Regions from separate parts of the Homo sapiens genome. Here region 1 is linked to region 2. A link is a contact called in ENCODE Hi-C or POLR2A ChIA-PET data. All regions are on one chromosome and are shown on one strand. Each heading gives the region's core, a stretch centred on a gene start or an enhancer-like site at or near the end of the contact. The rest is flanking DNA. Distances are from core to core; before and after follow the strand shown.

Region 1 (3,580 bases), core at 402-2,901, 41 kb after region 2:
GGAAGGAGATGCCTGCCCTGCTCATGTCTGCCTGACTACCTACTGTAACACCAGGTTGTCTAAATGTGCCATGAGCAAACAGACAAGTTGTATATTTTGGGTCGTGATTGAGTCTTCCAGGTTCTTAAAACCACAGCCTTTAATTTACCATAAAAAATTTTAAAAAGAAGTTACCAGGAGGATAATAAAAATTATTATGTGTACAAATTGATAGTGTGGATAGAGAAGAGAAAGAAATAATAACCATATTTATTCATAGAAGTAGAAAAAATTCAATTTCAGATGAGAAGAAAAACTGTTAATGAAACATTTTATAGAGAGCCAATAATTCTTCAAAACATGGAATAACTTTCCCTTATAATTAATGTCATATTATCAAGATGGTAGAAATAAAATTGCTGAAGAATATTATTAATATTATTATTAAGCTTACTTCTCCCTGGATAGATAAAAATCACACAGCGTTAGCTACATGCATTCAAGGTTATAAAAATGGTGTAATGTGAACATAAATTTGCTTTATGAAATCCGTGGCTGACCCTCAGAGAAGCAATAATCCCTGGAAGCTATCCCCCCACAGCTGCAGACCCTCAGTCATGTACCAGCCACCTCTAAAGGCTGCTGAAATTTGTTACTTGAAAAATGGAATGTAAAGTTCTTGGACTTAGCCTAATTACAAACCTTACAGCCAAATCCACAATAACATTTGCATCTGCTTAATAAAATATACAGAACATTGTATGGCAGTTATGAGACCCGTAATGAACCCTCTTATCCAATGGTAAACAGCTTGGGGCCTTGTCATCCCCACTTTGCAAGAGATTTGAAATTATGTTAGGATTAAAAAGACACAGAGGGAAGTTGGTTAAGATCCTCAGTCTCAAGTCAAATACACAGAGTATTTTCTGTAAACAATGCTTTAACCCTGAAAGAACATTCTTATTTTATTTTTCTTCTACAAGACTTTTGGTCAGTTAGTTCATCTCTTTGCACATCAGTTTCCTCGTTATGAAATGAAGAGAATTAGAGTAGGTACCTTATTGAGTTGCTATGCATGCTGAAATAATACAAGTCACATAATTAGAAGTGCTGAAATACTTAATGGATCCATAAACATTAGCTTGCCAGTCTTTGAGACCAGAATGCAGTTGCTTGCATTTAACTAAGTTTTATCTTCTGGTAAAGCAAAAATATGATGTTCAATAAATAAATAAACAAGGAATAAATAAGCAGAGAAGCACTCTTTGGATTAGAGCACTGGCTCACACTCATCTCAGAAGTGATTTAAATCTTGACATTTATTGCAGTGAGTCATAGATGATCTGATAAAGTAAAGATCCTTTCAAAACCTGCTAAGCTCTCCAGAAGCATTTTAAAAATTTTGCCCCAACATAACTGGAGCTCTTGATGTTTCCACATTAATTCAAAATAATTAGGAAAAAGTAAAGGAATGAAGAAAAACAACTTGAATAAACTTTGGTTAACTTTTAAAAAAAAAAGATTGTTAGTGAAATGATGATATTGAAACATCTTAGGACAATATTGGTTTCAGAAATCTAATTTGAACCAAAAAAGATAGGCCAATTAGGTAAATAATCTTTTGAAAATACAGACATACCTCAAAGATATTGTGGCTTGGTTCCAGGTTGCTGCAGTAATGCAAATATTGTAATCAAGTGAATCACACACATTTTTGGTTAAACAGTACATACAAAAGTTATGTTTACACTATACTGTAGTCTATTAAGTATGCAATAGCATTGCATCTAAAAAGCAATGTGGATACCTTAATTAAAAAAATACTTTATTGCTAAATAATGCTAACAATCATCTGAACCTTCAGTGAGCTGTAATCTTTTTGCTGATGTGGGTTGTCTTGCCTCTATATTAATGGCTGCTGACCAATTGGGATGGTGTTACCTGAATGCTGGAGTGGCTGTGGCAATTTCTTAAAATAAGATAGCAATCACGTTTGCCATGTTAATTGAGTCTTCCTTTCATGGAAGAAATCTCTGTAGCTTGTGATGCTATTTGATAGTATTTTACTCACAGTAGAACTTTCAAAATTTGAAGCAATCCTCTGAAATCCTGCCACTGCTTTATCAATTAAGTTAATGAAACATTTTAATCCTTTGTTGTCATTTCAACAATGTTCACAGCATCTTCACCATCTTCAAAATCTTAACCATTTTTCTTTGCACTTTCGTAAGAGGCAACCCCTCATCTGTTGAAGTTTTATTATGAGATTGCAACAATTCAGTCACATCTTCAGGCTCCACTTCTAATTCTAGTTCTCTTGCTATTCCACTACATCTGCAATTATTTCCTCCACCTGAAGCCTTGAGCCTATCAGTCATCCATGAGGGTTGGAATAAACTTCCCCAGTTCCTGTTCATGTTGATATTTTGACCTCCTCCCAATAATCATGAATGTTCTTAGTGGCATCTAGAATGGTAGATCCTTTCCAGAAGGTTTTCAACTGACTTTGCAGAGATCCATCAGAGGGATCACTATCTGTGGCAACAATATCCTCACAAAATGCTTTTTTTAATTGTATTTAATTTTTTTTTTTTTGGAAAAGCAGTCTCTATCGCTCAGGCTGGAGTGCCGTGGCACAATCTCGGCTCACTGCAACCTCTGCCTCCCAGGTTCAAGTGATTCTCCTGACTCAAACTCCCAAGTAGCTGGGATTACAGGCATGCACCACCATCCCTGGCTAATTTTTATAATTTTAGTAGAGGTGGGGTTTCACCATGTTGACCAGGCTGGTCCCGAACTCCTGACCTTGGGTGATCCACCCACTTTGGCCTCCCAAAGTGCTAGGATTACAGGCATAAGCCACCCCACACCTGGCCTTTTTTCCAAATTTTTAACTTTAATTTTTGTATTTTGTTTTTTATTTTTATTTTTTATTTTTGAGACAGAGTCTTGCTCTGTCACACAGGCTGGAATACAGTGGTGCAATCAGCTCACTACAGCCTTGATTTCCTGGGCTCTGGCAATTCTCTGGCCTCAGCTTCCCCCGAGTACCTGGGACCACAGGTACAAGCGACCATGCCTGGCTACTTTTTGTATCATTGGTAAAAATGGGGTTTCACCATTTTGCTCAGGCTGGTCTCAAACTCCTGAGCTCATCCAATCCACATGCCTAGGCCTCCCAAAGTGCTGGGATTACCCTGCCCGGCTGCCAAATTTTATTCTTAAAGAATACTACTTGAAAGTCAAAATTACTCCATGATCCATGGACTGCAGAATGGATATTGTGTTAGCAAACTTGAAAAGTTTAATATCCTTGTACATCTCCATCAGAGCTCTTGGGCGACTATGTGCATTGTCAATAAGCACTAAATGTTTTGAAAATATTTCTTTTTCTGAGCATTAGGTCTCAACAGTGAGCTTAACATAGTCAGCAAACCATGCTGTAAATAGGTGGGCTGTTGTCCAGGCTTTGTCGTTTCACTTATAAAGCACAGGAAGAGTAGATTAAGCATAATTCTTAAGAGCCCTATTATTTTTTGAATGGTAAATAAATATTGGCCTAAACTTAAAGTCATTAGCTATGTTAATCCTGAATAAGATT
Region 2 (3,874 bases), core at 447-2,946:
TACCCGTAAACAATGATGCCAACCCTTTGCCACTACATTAATTTTCTTACTTAGGTATGCCATGGTTTGCAAGCTGGTCCCTTGAACCTGTGTAAGGACTCCTGGAGCTATTTCTGTTTTTTGTGACATATGAAGAAAAGTCTTGCCCCGTTGGTAAGCTTAACACTGAGTCTTGGGTTAAGGCCTTTTTTTAGGGCCTGGAAAGCTGCTTTTGCTTTAGGAGTCCATTTTACTAAATGGGTATTGGCTTTCTGAGCTTCCTTAATTAGTGTATATAATGGCCTGGCTATTTTGCCGTACCTGGGAATCCATATTTGGCAGAAGCCTGTTATGCCAAGGAACCTTTTATTTGCTTTAGGGTTTTGGGATGAGGATAAGCCAGTATAGGCTGGATACATTTCTTACTGAGGGCCCTGGTGCCTTTGGATAATTTTAGCCCTAAGTATTTAACCTGCTGTAAGCAGAGCTGAGCCTTTGGTTTGGAAACCTTGTAGCCACAAGTGGTGAGGAAGTTTAAAAGCGCTTGGGTGGCTTGATGGCACAAGGTTTTTTCAACAGGCAGCTAGAAGTAGATTATCCATGTACCAAAGGACAAGACTGTTCAGGTATGAGAACTGTCTCAAGTCTTGAGCTAATGCCTGGCCAAATAGATGTGGGCTATCTCTTAACCCTTGGGGTAAAACAGTCCAGGTGAGTTGAGACATTGGGTTTGAAGCATCTTTAAAGGCAAATAAGAATTGAGAATCAGAATGTACAGGGATGCAGAAAAAGGCATCCTTAAGGTCCAGGACTGTAAACCACTCTGCTTCCTCTGGTATTTGGGAAAGCAGAGTAGAAGGGTAAGGTACAGCTGGGTATAGAGGAACAGCAGCCTCACTGATAATCCTGACATCTTGTACTAACCTCCACTGTCTATTGGGCTTCTTTACTCCTAAAATTGGAGGATTGCAGGGGCTATTGCATGGTTTTACTAGGAGTAGGGCTTTTAGGTCCTTAACAATTTTTTGGAGTCCTTGTTGGGCCTCGGGTCTAAGGGGGTACTGCCTTTGGTAGGGAAAGGAGGTGGAATCCTTTAGTTTAACTAGAACACGACGGGCATTATTTGCTCGTCCATATTGTCCTTCTGTTGCCCAGACTTTAGGATTAATTCCTTTTTCAAGCAGGGGACAACAAACGGGTGTTCCTTTTCCTATGTTCAGGTGTATAATGGTCCCTGCTTTTGTTAGAATGTCTTTCCCTAACAAGGGAGTGGGGTTTTTAGGCATAATTAGAAAAGCATGTGAAAAGAGTAAAGTTCCCCAGTCACAGCTTAGTGGCTGGGAGAAGTATCTAGTGGCTGTCCCAGGACCCCTTGGATAGTGACAGATCTGGAGACAGTTGTCCAGGACAGGAGAGTAAGACTGAGAAGGCCACGCCAGTGTCCAGGAGACAGTTAACCTCCTGGCCCTCAATGGTTAAGCATACCCGGGGCTCTGTGAGGGTGATGGCATGGGCTGGCGCTTGCCCCAGGCACCCTCAGTCCTGCTGCTGGATCATCTGGTTAGTGGCTTCTGACTCAGAGGACCTTCGTCCCCTGGGGCAGTGGGCCTTCCAGTGATTCCCTTGACATAAGGGGCATGGACGAGGGGGGTGGCTTATTTCTATTAGAACAATCTTTTTTAAAGTGTCCTTGTAGATCGCACTGGAAGCAAGCCCTATTAGGCATTCAATTTGTCCAGACTTTCCCTGTTCCAGAGCCTCCGAAGTCGTGCTTGCCTGAGGGCCATGACTAAAGTGGTGGCCTTTTCTTTATCCCGTTTATCCTGTTCTGCCTGCTCCTCCTGATCTCTATTATAAAAAACCGAGGTTGCCAAGTTCAATAGGGTTTCTAAGTTTTGCTCTGGGCCTAAGGTGGACTTTTAAAGTTTTTTTCTAATGTCTGCAGCTGACTGAGTGATAAACTTAACCTTTAAGATTAGTTGGCCTTCAACAGAGTCAGGTGACAGAGAGTTTGCTTCCTCAATGCCTCCCTTAGTCTCTACAGAAAGGCAGTAGGATTTTCTTCCTTTCCTTGTGTTATAGTGAACATCACTGAATAATCTATAGGCTTCTTCCTAGTTTTCCTTAGTCCTTTAGCAAGCAAGTTAGCAAATGTCTGTGGCACCAATTCCATGTTCTGATTCTGTGTCCCAATGAGGGTCTACACTGGGAACTGCCTGCTGGCCTGTGGGGAATTGTTCTTTTTCCTCTGTTGTCATCCTATCATTGACCTGACTGAGATACCAGAGATCACCAAACTCTCAGGCTGCAGTTATGGCAGCACTTCTCTCATTTGGGATTAGTGTCTGATCTAGCAGTAACATTATATCTCTCCATGTCAGATCAAAGGATTGTCCTAACCCTTGTAAAGCATCAATATAGCCAACAGGGTTATCTGAGAATTTACCTAGGTCTATTTTAATTTGCTTCAAGTCTGACAGGGAAAAAGGTACATACACTCTGACAAGGCCGAATTCTCCAGAATACATTTTAGGGGTGTTTTTGCCTTGGGGGGAATGTTTTGCCAGCACCCCTAGTCATTTTCTGATGAGCTTAGTTCTACAGTGTTCTCTATGGTCCTTTCCACGGTGTGTAACCACCCATGGACCTCTGCTTATCGGATTAGTTGTGCTCACCAATGTAGCAGTCCTGCACCCCTTTTCCCGCCTTTCTTGACCACAAAGAAAGGGATCCGGGCTGCTGGATTCTAGTGGTCCTTTACCAGCGTGCCCAACATTGCCTTTGTGCTCAGGGGTGAGTCCTAGAGCTGGGCTGAGTTCCTGAGTCTTTCATAACAACCTGGCTGCCCATCAAGATGCATTCCCATAAACAACAGTTCTTATGCAAATTCGTTTCAGAGAGGGTGAAGGTAACCTTTTGAGTCAGGAGTGAGATGGAGTTCTTTGCCCACTAGGGTCTTTGTCCTTCTTTACTTTTGTAGGAATATGCCCTAAATATTGATATTAAGCTTTTTGTTGCCCCAGATTAAGTCCTTTTGGGTACGAAATATGAGAGAGGGATCCTGTTTATCTTATGTGCCTTTTTCCTACGAGGAGAGCAAGGAGAAAAAGATGGGCTTGCTGGTTTTGTAGGTACTTTAAGGCTTGGCTGAGTGCAAACAGCTCACACGTTTGACAGACCAACGATTAGGGAATTCTCCTAACTCTTCTTCCACAAGAGTCTCACTATCAATTAATGAATACCCATTGTGGTTTTTTTCTCAATCACCCGAGAGGAAGCATCTATCCTTGTGTCCCGAAGGGAGTTCCTCCTAGGTCTGGTAGGACCTTTGTATGGTAATTAAGATTTAAATCCCCTGTTAGGAAAGCTGCTAGGTTAAGGGAATTTTCAGTGGTTAGTGTTAAATCACCGTTTTCTAATAGAATAGCCCGATACTTTAAGATTTTTGAGTTAGTAAGCTACCTTTTTGCTTTTTTGACTTAGGATAGCTCTGAACTGGTTATGTGTGCTCACAATAAGGTTTCCTCTAAAGGTTATTTTTCTACTTTCTTCTGTTAGCAAAGCAGTTACCGCTACTGATTGAATGCATTTGGGCCATTTGTGGGTTACTGGGTTAAGAATTTTTGATAGGAAGGCTACAGGTTGTCAGTGGTCTCAGTGTTTCTGGCTATGCCCTTGTTTACACTGACAACAAGGTAGTATTGGAGTATTATAGGGTCACAGAGAAGACCTTCGATTATCAATTATAGGTTTTAAATTTACCCTGGCTTTTAAAGGAATAGGGCACACTGTTTTTCTTTACTACTTCTATCTTTCTATTTCTTTCTCTCTCTCTCATCTCTGTCTCTCTCTCTCTCCTCTCTGTCTCTTTCTCTCCCTTTTCTCTCTCTCTGCC

Evidence for each region. Hi-C counts contacts between places; a loop is a spot of excess contacts on that map. ChIA-PET counts read pairs that join two places held with the same protein, here RNA polymerase II (POLR2A). Pooled maps may share reads with other maps.
Region 1: a loop to region 2 is called in a map of PC-9, with 8 times the contacts of the local background. The contact joins two enhancer-like sites. A Hi-C loop is called at or near these places in 3 of 168 maps with a recorded cell type or tissue (B cell, HepG2 and PC-9), 1 of 37 single-sample maps with no recorded cell type and 1 of 50 pooled maps. POLR2A ChIA-PET finds 5 or more read pairs at or near these places in 5 of 52 experiments (GM12878, HepG2, MCF 10A and 2 more).

The regions. Positions count from the first base shown.
Region 1 is chr2:142,943,185-142,946,764 of GRCh38, forward strand. The region is part of intron 4 of KYNU (kynureninase); the gene reads left to right. Among named protein-coding and RNA genes, the nearest start is that of KYNU, 67 kb to the left of the region's middle. Within about 2 kb of position 1,652, at least 2 of the 41 ENCODE cell types and tissues checked have a DNase peak (open chromatin) inside an H3K27ac peak, as active enhancers do; they include PC-9, where a contact is called at or near this core.
Region 2 is chr2:142,902,180-142,906,053 of GRCh38, forward strand. All of the region lies in intron 2 of KYNU (kynureninase), which reads left to right. Among named protein-coding and RNA genes, the nearest start is that of KYNU, 26 kb to the left of the region's middle. Within about 2 kb of position 1,697, at least 2 of the 41 ENCODE cell types and tissues checked have a DNase peak (open chromatin) inside an H3K27ac peak, as active enhancers do; they include PC-9, where a contact is called at or near this core.